Regions from separate parts of the Mus musculus genome. Here region 2 is linked to region 1. The links are chromatin loops, found by intact Hi-C in ENCODE. Cell type or tissue: left cerebral cortex. All regions are shown on one strand. Links, peaks and the distances in the headings refer to the core of each region. The heading gives the core; the rest is flanking DNA. Region 1 has its middle 23 kb from the start of Mir3961. Region 2 has its middle 250 kb from the start of Gm24295.

Region 1 (7,040 bases), core at 2,372-4,871:
GTATTTATTTGCTTTTTTTAACTTTTAGGTTTCTCTCTTACCTGCCTGCAATGGGGGTGCTCTACCAGCACAATTAACCTTTTCACCATGAAGAGCAAGGCATTCAGTGACATGTCCTTCCACAAAGACAAAGCAATAGGTGCTATCATTTGTCACAGATTAACTTTATCCTTTTGTCCCAAGAAGAATGAGGTGCAGAGTCCCTAACCTCTGCAAGTATGCTACATTATATCTTGTATTATCTACAAAATAGATCAGTTCCAGATGAAAATACTTATTAAAATGAAACTATCAAAGTTGCTGGAGTCAGGATTCAGTGTAACTGGGATCTTTATGTATTAGTCAGGGTTTTACTGCTGTAAACACACACTATGACCAAAGCAACTCTTATAAATACAACATTTGATTGGGGCTGTCTTACAGTTTTCAGCGGTCAAGTTCAGTATCATCAAAGTGGGAGCATGGCAGCATCCAAGCAGGTATGGTGTAGAAGGATCTGAGAGTTCTACATCTTCATCTGGAGGCATCTAGGAGACAACTGGTTCCCACATGGTTAGGAGAGTCTCATTGCCCATGTCCACAGTGACAAACTTTCTCCAACAAGGCCATGCCTATTCCAAAAAGGCTATTCCTCCTAATAGTGCCACTCCCTGGGCCAAGCATATTCAAAACACCATACTTCATAATATGTGTATGATGGTATCCCTTTCCCCAGGTAACATCATATACCTCTTATGAAGTTTGAAATGTAAATAAAGAAAATATCTTACATATATATATATATATATGGTATGTATATATATATATATATATATATATGGTATGTATATATATATATATATATATATATATGGTATGTATATATATATTACAAAATTTCAATAAAAATTTACATAACAGAAAAAGAGGTTTATGATACAAACACACAAGGGTAATGAGATATAAAAGTTACTAATGATTGTCAGAATGCCATACAATGGATCTTAGTCTACTAAAGCATCAACAGAATGAGTACTTAATACAAATACTTTACAATGAACATAAATTTATCTCTTAGTTCTGTAAGCTATTAAGTCCCAAATCAAGCTACTGGCACATTTGGTGTATGGCAAGTACACCAATTTGGTTTAGAAACTGTCACTATCATTACCTTAGTCCCATCTTCCAACATTATCATATTGGGAATTAGGCTTCAGAATAGCTTTTTAATGGACAAAATATGAATATCAATGCAATTAACCATGGGTGAAAAATGAGGCAGTTTCTTCCTTTGATAGTTCAAAGAAAGATAGCCCCATTGATACCTTGATTTTGAAATTATTCTTTCCATAACTGAGATATGGTAACCATTCATTATTTTAACTCATCCAATTCATGTTTTGTTTTTTATTGTTACCACAGTCTAAAAAAAAAAAAAAAAAAAAAAAAAAAAAAAAGACAATTTCCATATGGGGTTTGGCCTCACAGTGAATTGCCTCATGCAGTACTTTGAAAGGTTGTTGCATGTTTTTATTTCTATTTCTTGAGAGATGGTCTTGGTTTATAATTCAGACTGTACTAAAGTTTTCCAGGTAGTATAGGTTTACTTTGAAATTTTAACCATTCTGCCAGAGTTCTGAGATTGCAATTCCCTTGAGTACAGAGACTATAGTATACACCCCATGTCTGGCATAAAGCGAGGCCACTGTTCCAAGCACTAAGATTGTATTAAGTAACCCAGTTTCTGGCATAGACCTAGATCACTATCCTGAGTGCTGGGTTTACACTATGTAACCCATCTCCGATATAGTTCTCTAATCATTTGAGATTAGTCACGAGAGAAGAGGGACTTCACATTAAGTAGTTCAATCTTCTGTCACAAGAATATTTACTTTAGTCCTATTGACAAATGATCTGCTTAAATTACTAATAACGTAATATACCTGCATAGACATAATCAGGTATATACCAAGGTATATACATGCCTCATCCTCCTAGAACTTAATTTTTTAATGATAATTTAAGTAAAATATCCAAGTCTCTAGCAATAGAACATTTATGATACAGATTTTAAAAACAGCTCTAAATGTATTGATGTAAAAATGACTAACTCCCATGTTAGGTTAACACATGCATGGGTCAAATCTTAGAAGCAGTTTGACTGAGTATTTAACATATATGATTAAAATTAGTATTGGGTAGCCACAGTGGTAGTACATTCTTGCCACTCTTATACTCATGGAATGGCCTAGGGGGATAGCTATGACTTCCAGGCAGTCTCAACTACAAAAAGAGACTTCGGAGTCAAAACAAAACATTTATTCAAGCTCCACCTAGGACAGAGGGAGAAGAAAGTCATTTCCAGGAATAAGTATTGTGTCTAAATCCAAGGACAGGAGAAACATTATCCTTGCAATGAGTAACAAGCCTCATGTTGGGGCATAACGGATCACCTTTTCTCACATCTGGAGGAACAGAAACACACCTCTGGAGGACAGGAACAGTTTATGCCTTAAATTGAGAAGGAATGGGTGGATGGATATTAGGGAGGTAAACGCTGTGTTCTGAGTGGTGTAAGGGGATAATCTTTATGAAATGGCAGACAGAAACTATTCGTAAGACAGGACAATTTTATTGAATGTTGATATATGCATCAGAGAACAAATTTAATTTCTCTGGAGTGTTGGGAATATTATATAGATACATGGTTTTTTGCTAGATGTACAACAATAGAGAATGTAGAAAGAAAATAGACAGCTATACCTACTGACTGGGTAAGCTAACACAAAGTTACTGTTGGTGAGAAACTAAAATGCAAACAGATAGGAAAGAACAGTATTCCTTTAATAGAAATCCGAAGGAACTTAGATAGAACGTATCAGATGAAATTGGAGAGTTTGCCATATCTTTGGTAACTACCAGGACTTGGTGTTTGGTAGGGGAAGATAATGAGCAGACAGAATCTCGAAAATGTCTTTCGTGGTCAGGAGCAGATTGTAAAAAATATGAACACCATGAAGGGATAAAGAACTCAATTTGGATATACTGATTTTATCATTCTTAAATATAAAAAATGAAGAATATATATGTTATTCACATACACACATAATCCCAAGAATTCAGAAGGTGGTATTTTAGAAATGCTTACTTTCGAGCATGATGAATCCAAAAATGAAGTTTTATGTAAATTTTTAATTTATCATTTTATTCAAACCATAAAAACCTTCCACTGAAACTATTTCACTGACAATTTCTCTTGTATGCCGTATTTTCTGCATATTTGTATTTTGTGCCATTCTTCAGTTTTAGACCCCAAGCTCCTTGGGATGAGGACTTTGTCATTAATTTAGTGCAGCTGAATATATTACATGGTGCCATGTGTATTTATAGAACTTTGCTAAGTAATGATGATTCAGATTTGGTAATCAGCACTTGCAACCATCATGTGGTTATGCAGATCAACACTTACTATGCAAAAATCATTTCTATAGGGGCAGATGTGCTGGTCTCCCTCTTGGTAAATTTTTAGATCAGTAAATTTCTCGCAATGTAAAAGTCAATTTAGAATGATGCCTTTGATTGTCTTGCTGCTACCCATAGCAATTTGGAAAGTGGTACTTTTGTGATGTCCTAGCTGATGCACTTTAAAAACAACAGTGTCTTTGGCATCAATGTGATACAGGAATTCAAATAAAACAAAACATCTTTTCTTGATCAAATATCATGGACACATCAGTTCACCAAATCAGAAATTTACATTTAAAGTACTTTATATATTGATAATATGGTCATTCATTGTAGTTCCTCTACTGAATTATATTGAGAATCTCCCAGAATTTGAAAGTGATCATTTTATTTCATTTTTGAAATATAAAAGCTGCTTCTCATTTTCAGTCTCTTTCCTAGTTCAATTAATTTATTTTAAAACACAAGAAATACCAGTTTTTTTCAGTCTTAAAATATTATGACTCTATTTGTAAAATTTAGTGGAAATGTATTAAAAACTAGAGTCTATCAACCTTTGTTAGGCATATAAGTACCCAAGTTAGGGAGAAAGGAAGCGAATAAGAAAATTTGTTAGTTTTGGAAAGAAAGGGAAGAAATTGGTGTCAGATGAGTTTGGAAAGAGAAAGTAATTATTTCTGAGACAGGTAATGTAGCCATGACAAGGTGATTTAGTTTGGAAAGAAGCACCTTTCTCTTAATGAAAATAAATTTCTTGTTTCCATATTTTGCCACTCTTTCAAGTGAAAATGTCAGTATCTGATAAATGGCTTCTTAGATATTCTTCACTATAAATACCACGACTACACTGAAACCTTTCTACTATCAACTGATTTGTACATGATAGACATCCATAACCAAGTTTTTAAAAAATGTTATAATGAAATGACAGTATATTATTCATCTCCTCTCCTCCCAAATGACTCAAAGTAAGAACATAAGTATATTCAAGCATCTGTTTACATTCTGGGACACACATGAAAATTAGTATCTCTGCAACATGAAGCATCAACAAGATGATAACAGTTCTGCCATTCTGGCTGGTGGATTCCCAACCATATTAAACCTGTTCCCTTGTGTTCTTCTTCCTCATCATTGTGGGAAAGGGATGGTAAGAGGAGCCCTATAAGCGAACAGTTTGCCTGTGTGAATGGCTGTTTGTATTTAAATTTTCCTCAATGTTCTTCTTTGGAATCAACTACCATAAACACTAAAAATTTTAAATCTTTTTCTTTTTTCATTTGTTTTTACTGAATATTATTTTAAGAAATTCACAAAGGAGCCAGGTGGTGGTGGTGCACGCCTTTAATCCCAGCACTTGGGAGGCAGAGGCAGGAGGATTTCTGAGTTCAAGGCCAGCATGGTCTACAAAGTGAGTTCCAGGACAGCCAGGGCTACACAGAGAAACCCTGCCTCAAAAAACAAAAAAACAACAACAAAAAACAAAAACAAAAAAAGAAAGGAAGGAAGGAAGGAAGGAAGGAAGGAAGGAAGGAAGGAAGGAAGGAAGGAAGAAAGAAAGAAAGAAAGAAAGAAAGAAAGAAAGAAAGAAAGAAAGAAAGAAAGAAAGAAAGAAGGAAAGAAACTCATGAAGGAAGACATGCTATTTATATATTACGGAGAGTTTGGAAATGTCATTCTTTCCAAACTGGTTAAGTATAAATGACTAAAAAGAATATGAAAATAGAGGACACACTATTACACATTATTTAGATTTTAGATGTAGAGAATATCACTGTTTGGCATACAGTGCTTTCCCCTTGATCCTACATAATTGGTTAGACAAAAAACTATTGCAGTTATATTACATTAGATATATAAGGGAAATCTATGTGAAAATCTCTATCATCTATCTATCTATCTATCTATCTATTTATCTATCTATCTATCTATCTATCTATTTATCTATCTAATCTCTATACACACACACACACACACAGAGAGAGAGAGAGAGAGAGAGAGAGAGAGAGAGAGAGAGAGAGAGAGAGAGAGAGAGAGAGAGAGAGATTATAAGCTCCAGAAAAGAGAACAAAAACAAAATGGGAAACACAGAGAATATAAATCCAGCAATTATGCAACACACATTTTTTAGAGAATTCCACCATGTTTTATAGTCTCTTGCTATGTTCTTTCTCTTTGTGAGCATTTTACTAAAAATATAACCTAGACAGTATCACTGTGTCTTTGCATATCTGGATGTGTTAAGGCTTAGACTACCCATTCTTAGATCTCATAAATATTATTAAATTACAGCAGAGAAGTTGAAATTTGTTATTTTTCCTGGAGAGAATGTTGAGTTAGGATTGAATCGAAAATATTTTGTATTAGTTCAAAAGTGATAAGTTACAAAGGCAAGAAGTTGTAGTGCTTCATTCAAGATAATAGAATAGATTGTAGGAAATTTAAACATCCTATAAATACAGTTGTAAATTTATACACCAGGGCTATTTTGCCTACTTTCAGTGCATATATATATATCACTTACAACATTGTGACAGAATTATTTTGGAATAACTTAAAAGCTGTAGGATAAGATATGTATTTTTATAACATTCTCAAAAACAGAAGCACACAATAGTCATTTGTAAGTTACCCTGTAGGGATGAAGTGATCTTGGGTTTCATATGCCTTACACTTTGTTACTTACCACAAAGAGGTGAGAGCCGGTGTATTCCACACACATTCATATTTATAGCATAATTATTAGGTGAACTTTCTGGCTCCTGAATTCTTAAACATGGTAAGTATCATCGGGTTGTGGAATTATCAACTTCATCCACCTTTATATTGTTGATTTTAGTGCTTCACTATGGGTATCTGAAATTAGAAGCTTCCAAATACACAGGCACATGCATGCGCGCGCGCACACACACACACACACACACACACACACACACACACACACACACACACAGAGGAAAAAGCACAAGCTTAACAGATTCAACCTCTAAGATCACCAGTGTACCTGAAACGCCAGGTCTCACAGTTAATTCTTGATGCTCAGAATTTCCAGAAATTATGACTATCAGATGTGTTTGATTGTGTGTAACTCTCTGGGGTCTATATCCAAATGAGCATCTGAGAAGCACATCTGGTTGTTGTGCCTTCTACACAGGTAAATAAGCAAACAGCAGCTCATCAAGTTCTAGGCCTGGGATTGGAGAATCAGATCAGGTTTTTATGTTAATCAAAGAATCCCTTTGACTGCTAAGAAAAAAACAGTCATTCTATATCCTTCAACTTGACCATTCTTCTTGCACAACTTGATATTGTTTTCCCCAGCTCCTCTTACCTCTTCTTTCTCCTTTCACTTTTTATATCAATTTGGGAGTATGTATCTAGAATAGAATCTTTGTCGCATGGTAATTCTAATATTAAAAAAAAAAAAGAATTGACAAAATTGTTTCCAAAGTTGTTCATTACCAATGTATAAAAGTTCTTATTTTTACTATGTCTATCAACATTCTATAATCAATCTCATGGAAATTCATGCCTATGTTTTCCTTGAGGATGTTTATGGGTTTAGTTCTGACTTTTCTGTCTGTCATCAAATTCTG
Region 2 (7,040 bases), core at 2,446-4,945, 420 kb after region 1:
ACCAAGGGCCTCTCCTCCCATTGATGGCCAACCAGGCCGACATTTGCTACATATGCAGCTATAGCCACAAGTCCTTCCCTGTGTTTTCTTTGATTGGTGGTTTAGTCCCAGGGAGCTCTGGGGTTACTGGTTAGTTCATATTGTTGTTCCTACTAGGGTGCTTTAAACCCCTTCAGCTCCTTGGGTACTTTCTCTAGCTCCTTCATTGGGGACCCTGTGCTCCATCTAATGGATGACTGTGAGCATCCACTTCAGTATTAGTCAGGCACTGGCATAGCCTCTCAGGAGATAGCTATATCAGGCTCCTGTCAGCAAGCTCTTGTTCGCATCTGCCATAGTGTCTGGGTTTGGTGGTTGTTTATGGGATGGATCCCCAGGTGGGGCAGTTTTTGGATGGTCATTCCTTCAGTCTCTGCTCTACACTTTGTCTCTGTAACTTCTTCCATGGGTATTTTGTACCCCCTTCTAAGAAGGGTCGAAGTATCCAAACTTTGGTCTTCCTTCTTCTTGAGTTTCACGTGTACTGCAAATTGAATCTTGGATGTTCTGACCTCCTGGGCTAATATCCACTTATCAGTGAGTGTATATCATGTGTGTTCTTTTGTGATTGGGTTACCTCACTTCAGATGATATCCTCCAGATCCATCCATTTGTCTAAGAATTTCATGAATTCATTGTTTTTAATAGCTGCATAGTACTCCATTGTGTAAATGTACCACATTTTCTGTATCCATTCCTCTGTTGACGGACATCTGGGTGCTTTTGAAGACCCAGAAATGAACACACAAATTTATGGTCATTAGATCTTTGACAAAGGAGTTAAAACCATCCAGTGGGGAAAAGACAGCATTTTCAAGCACAAGAGATGCTGGCTCAACTGGCGGTTATCATGTAGAAGAATGGGAATTGACCCGTTCTTATCTCCTTGTACAAAATTCAAGTCTAAGTGGACCAAGGAACTCCACATAAAACCAAAGACACTGAAAATTATAGAGGAGAAAGTGGAGAAAAGCCTCAAAGATATGAGCACAGGGGGAAAATTCCTGAACAGAACAGCAATGGCCTGTGCTGTAAGATCGAGTATTGACAAATGGGACCTCATAAAATTGCAAATCTTCTGTAAGGCACAGGACACTGTCAATAAGACAAAATGGTAACCAACAGATTGGGAAAATATTTTTACCAATCCTAAATCTGATATGGGGATAATATCCAATATATATAAAGAACTCAAGAAGTTGGACTACAGAAAACCAAATAACCCTTTTTAAAAATGGGGTACAGAGCTAAGCAAAGAATTCTCCACTGAGGAATACAGAATGGCTGAGAAGCACCTGAACAAATGTTCAACATCCTTAATAATCAGGGAAATGCAAATCAAAACAACCCTGAGATTCTATCTCATACCAGTCAGAATGGCTAAGATCAAAAACTCAGGTGACAGAAGATGCCGGCAAGGATGTGGAGAAAGAGGAACACTCCTCCATTGTTGGTGGGACTACAAGTTGGTACAACCACTCTGGAAATCAGTCTGGTGGCTCCTCAGAAAATTGGACATAGTTCTACCAGAAGACCCAGCAATACTACTCCTGGGCATATACCCAGAAGATGCTCCAATGTGTAGTAAGGACACTTGCTCCACTATGTTCATAGCAGCCTTCTTTATAATAGCCAGAAGCTTGGCTTTCTCTGATGCAGTACGTATACTAGCTATTCATGTTTATAATGTTCAGATTGAACTGAGACTTTTGTGTTTCTCAACCTGACTTCTCCCAACTACCTTCAGAAGTATCCACAACCAACTCAGATGCTAAGACACCTGCTGACATAAAACTACAGTTACTGTGTCTATCCAAAGACTAGGAAAGACAGGTCATGGGTCAGGCAGCAGTGAAACTGAGCAGCACATGACAGGGCATTTTGCCTCATGAGCCTGGAAGTGCTGCTCCTCTGTTCATATGTTGACCACCCAGTTTTCACACTGCCTACCTGTCACGATGTACCAGTCAATGATTACACGATATACAACAACCACACAAAAGAACAAGTACAGCATCTGAAACATTAGCCAGGAAAGAGAGACAGTGATAAGTAGAACATAGGTACATTATCACTTAGTGCTTTCAATTTCATAGAAATCTTTTTGTTTCAGCAGCTTATTATGTAGATATTTATGATTCTAATTGTCATGTGGAACTAACAAATCTCTCTCAAACACACACACACACACACACACACACACACACACACACACACATCCTTCCAGGCATATACTCAAAACTAAGTCATTTTACCAAAAGCATTTTAAAGCATGATTTCTTTCTTCCAATTATATAGACATATTAAGGATTTTCTCATGACTTTTTAAAATTATTTTTATTATTCCATATTTAGATCTCTAATTAAATCAGGGGGATTTTTACAAAAGCACATTTCTGTAAGACCTCAATTATTTGCTCTTCCTAAATGTTTTCCATTGCAAGGATTAGAGGTGATAAATCACAGTCGGTTTATCTCCTACGGTTTCTTCTAGCACATTGTCAGCTCCCCTCTCACCCTCATGTGCATACCCCCTGCACAGTGACTGCATATGGGACAGTGTAAAGGCTGTGGGATAAGTGACACTATTAGCGCAGAGTGGTGGCTTTGATGTGTAGCTCTCGGCAGGGTTGCCAGAAGAGTGACAGGCTCCAGCTCTAATGCAAAGTCTATTTCGCATCTACTCCTTTCCCCTCTAATGGTCTCTTATTACTATTAGTGGTACAAAGCAGCCGGGCACCATGGCTGCAAAACCTACTTCTTGAGATTAGCTTCCTATTTTGAGTTCCTATTCTCTCTATGTACTAAGTTTTTATAAATAAGAACTATTAATGTATTTGAAAGCATAATAGGTATCAAAATGAGGTCACTGATATTTATCGTCATTCAAATAAAAATTATGTTACATCCTGCACCATCAACCCCTTGCCTATTTACTGAGGCATGTGGTTCTCTGGAAACTCATTGGTTTGAGTTCTGAGAATTTGTTTTTGTTTTGTAAAACTGTCTGTGGTCAGTGTTATCCTTGTCTCTCTCCATATTCCTGTTCCAAAAATTTGGTTTTGATAATTTCTAGACCTCAAATAAAATGCTAAAGATTAACATAATATCTTATATCTAAATATAAATCATACAGTGATTGAAAAGGGAGTAAAGCATCAACAGCACTTAGGATAGTAAAGTGTATTACACTACAAAGGCAAAGGACAAGTTAGTTACCCAATAAACAGTTAACCAGTAGCTTTAGAGCAGAAGCCAAACTACCCACAAGTGTGAGAACACTTTATGTGCAAAAATCTGTTAAAGGGGACTTAAAAGAACAAAAAGTACTCTCCGTTCCCCTAATTAACTTTGAAGAGTCTAATTAAGGGCAACATAAAAGCCTAAGAAGTGCTGGTTATTAAGGCATGTACTTGATCAGTGAGATGGTATTCTTGTAAACAAAGAAGCTAATTTCACCCAGCCCAAAATAAACCTCTCTGCAAATATCTCACAACATAATCATGCAGCACCTTGGGAACAGAATCCCTATCTAGTGCAGACTGCCTCTTGGGGTTACTAATTCTAGGCATTATGGCACTTGATGTGAAGATGTAATAGAGGAGAAAGAACGTCCTGATCATGTGTGCATACTCTACTCCTCACGCTCCTTTTCCTTGTCTTTAACTTGACCTGTGTGACAAAGCACTGACTACTTCAGTCTTACGTATGCAGAATTTTATCTCTAAACTGGAGGCAAGTAGGACAAAGTTAAGAACACTCATATCTGATGGGAGCACAGCATCCACTGGTCTCTGGAATACCAGGCATTGCTCTTGCTACAAGAATATAGTTTTGAGCTTTAGGTTTCGCATTTACCACTCAGATTTAGAAGGAAGAGATGGCATTTCTAAGAAAGAGAAAGAAAGAGAGAAAGAAAGAAAGAAAGAAAGAAAGAAAGAAAGAAAGAAAGAAAGAAAGAAAGAAAGAAAGATCCTGTCAGCAGTGTAAAGGCAGTTATAATATTGGAAGAGGATGATGAAATCATGTTTTTTTAAATCTCGTTTCCCTTGAGTTACTCTAAATGGAGTGAATACTAATCCCAGAATCAAAAGCTCTGACTTCTGGGAACTAACTTGACATTGTGATTCAGTGAACAGCAGTGTTTCATTAGAAAATGCAGATCAGGTTATCTTCTGAGCTGCTTCACAGAGTGCTGTAGAGATCACGCTGAAAAGCATCCCATTTCTAGTGAATAGGGACTTCTGAATTTTATTCTCTCGACACTAGCACTCAGCACAGGAGAGTATGGAGATAGACAAACTCTGGTGCTGTGTTGTAATCACCCCTACAACTATTCCTCGTACTATTTTGGTTTTAATATCCATAGGCTGCAGTGGCTGGTCCAGCCTTACACAGACATACTTATAAAACTAACCTGTATAGCTATGGTGAATGAATTGCTTCTGTGGCACCCAGAGACTTTGATTATAACATCAGCATTTTAAAAGACAGTCTTCAATAGAGGTAGCACTGAACTAACAGCCTTGAGGCAGAAGGTTGGAGATTATAGATTAAAAAAATATATATTTGGACATACAGAAACTTCAATGGGTTTTATCTTGGTGGGTGCTCCAGAGCTTATTTTCTGAACTTCCCCTAACAATGCCTGTTGAGAAGACTACTTCTCCCAGGATCATAGATTGGACACTTCTGCCTCTGGATACATAGTTCAGTGTAGAAATTACAGGTCACACAATTGACACAGATACCATAATGAAATAGCTAGGCTGAATAAAGCACCCAAGAACTGCCAAAAGAGTGTCCCAGGACTACCATTTTGAAAAAGATACCTAACTCTACTTTTGCATCACTGTAAGGCAGCCTGTAGAGGTCATACAGGCTGCAAAATATCAAACTTTTGCTTGAGAAGTAGCAACGAAGAATGTACAAACCCAGCAGAAGGACCAAGAGACTCGGCAGAAAACAAAATTGCCAGTTAGCCTTGTTTAAGCTAAGATCTATACCCAATCAGCTTCATATTTAGTATGAAGATAGTTCCATCAATAAGTATTGTTAGACTGCTCCAAAGCAAGGCTTTGTTGAGGGTTCTGCTTCTTACCTAGACATGTTGGTCCCTTACCTTGTTGATTTCTCAGTTTGGTGAGAGAATAAGACTCTTTTCAGAAAGAAATACATAAGTTTGCAGTAACTGCACAAAATTTTCTGAAAAAAAACTATTGATGAGTATGAAGAGTAGAATACGTTTCCAATCCATTGTCAAGTGTGATTAAGCATCACCTGAGATATTGTAAGCTCTGATCATAGTTTATAGAGCTGCTTCCTTCTTTATATCCCGAATCAGTCTCAAGAGTTACCCCCAATAATATCAGATGTCTCAAGAACTTTCTTTCTGGTGGAAAGAGACTCAAACGTGAGTATTTCACATGTCTTTGGTTAAGTATTGCTCTCTTATACACCATATTTATCTGAGACATTGGACTGTGGTTTTGGGATACTCTCAGAAGACCCACTACGTCATTCTTGCACAGATTAACTAGGTTCGTGATATTTGAAGGTGTGCTGACAAGCAATCACTATAGTTTGTGGCCCCTGCTTGTCTATGGCACAGGTGGGAAGGCTTACTCAGCAAACATGCATATTTGTTATCCTTTGGATTTCCTTTCATTCAGCCTAAAGATAGACGCTTACTGAGAGTACTGTGAAAGTTGTATTGTAAGGAAAACATAGATTATGACTGGGGAGATGACTGTGAGTGAAGGGGTTGTTTTGGAAACATGAGGGTCTGGCTCTGAATAACTTAAAACTCATGTAAAATTGCGCATAGAATACAGAAGCAACATAGTGCTGGGTAGAAACAAGTGCATCCTAGGTTTGGGCAGACCAACCAATCAAGCCAAAGCAATAATTTTTTTTAAATTAGAAGTAATTGGAGAAAACATACAAACATTTGACCTCCACATACATTTGTTCACACACACACACACGCATGCACATATACACACACACACATACACACACACACATACACACACACACATACACACACACACATGTACACGTGTGTGTGTGTATGTGTGTGTGTATCAATATCATTAAATTTTTCAGAGAAAATATTGCAAAAACATATTCAGATGGTTAATGGTCTGTGGAGCTATATAGAAAAACATTTTTGCAAATATAGTGTACCTGTATATCTAGTCACTTTTCCAAGAGAAGAAACAATTCATTGAAATAATCTTTGTTAGAAATTATAGTACTAAATGAGACAATATGGTGTGAAACTTGATGTTCTTTCTATCAAAATTAAATTGCTGGACTACACTCAGTGGTCCAGTGCTTAGTGTGCAGCATGGCCTGGCTTCCATCCCCTGCACCACCACCACCAAACATTCACATGTAAAAGATCCTGGATTCTCTTCACATTAATATTGAATTTAATATGCAATCCAAATCTTAAAACATAAGAAGTCTTTTGTTGCTGTGGTTTTTGTTTTTGTGTTTTGGTTTTTGTTGTTGTTGTTGTTGATGATGATGATGTTTTGGTTTGGTTTGGTTTTTGAGACAGGGTTTCTCTGTGTAGCCCTGGCTGTCCTGGAACTCAATTTGTAGACCAGGCTGGCCTTGAACTCAGAAATCTGCCTGCCTCTGCCTCCGGAGTGCTGGGATCAAAGGCGTGCGCCACCACGCCCAGCACATTAAGAAGTCTTAAGGCGATTACTACTATGTGCTGAAGAGTATTAGGAATACAAAGGCATGGCTGGAAAAGGAAAGGAGGAAGATCAACAAAAAGAAGTCTGAACTGACACTGCCTGGATGATCATGAGTCTGAGACCAGATAGCGAGAGACTTAGGGTAAAGCCTAGATAATAGTCAGTGAAATTATTCCTAATGATATTCTGCTATATTCATATATCTATGCTTTTTCCAATCATCATCCGAGAAGCTTCCTCTGGACGCAGATAGGAGCAGATAGTTGCAGAGACCCTCATCCAGACATA

The links. Peaks named below come from ENCODE experiments on the same cell type or tissue, not always from the same donor. Only the 100,000 strongest peaks of a DNase experiment are listed, where the experiment ranks them.
Region 2: it touches region 1 in a loop (4-fold over the local background); 2 of 42 quality-filtered maps call a loop at or near these places.

Annotation. Positions count from the first base shown.
Region 1 is chr13:82,718,296-82,725,335 of GRCm38, reverse strand. No RefSeq gene overlaps it. Among named protein-coding and RNA genes, the nearest start is that of Mir3961, 23 kb to the right of the region's middle. In left cerebral cortex, for the core only: no CTCF peak of the experiment used is centred there; a DNase peak (open chromatin) is centred at 3,435.
Region 2 is chr13:82,300,851-82,307,890 of GRCm38, reverse strand. No RefSeq gene overlaps it. Among named protein-coding and RNA genes, the nearest start is that of Gm24295, 250 kb to the right of the region's middle. In left cerebral cortex, for the core only: no CTCF peak of the experiment used is centred there; a DNase peak (open chromatin) is centred at 3,642; H3K27ac peaks cover 910 bases.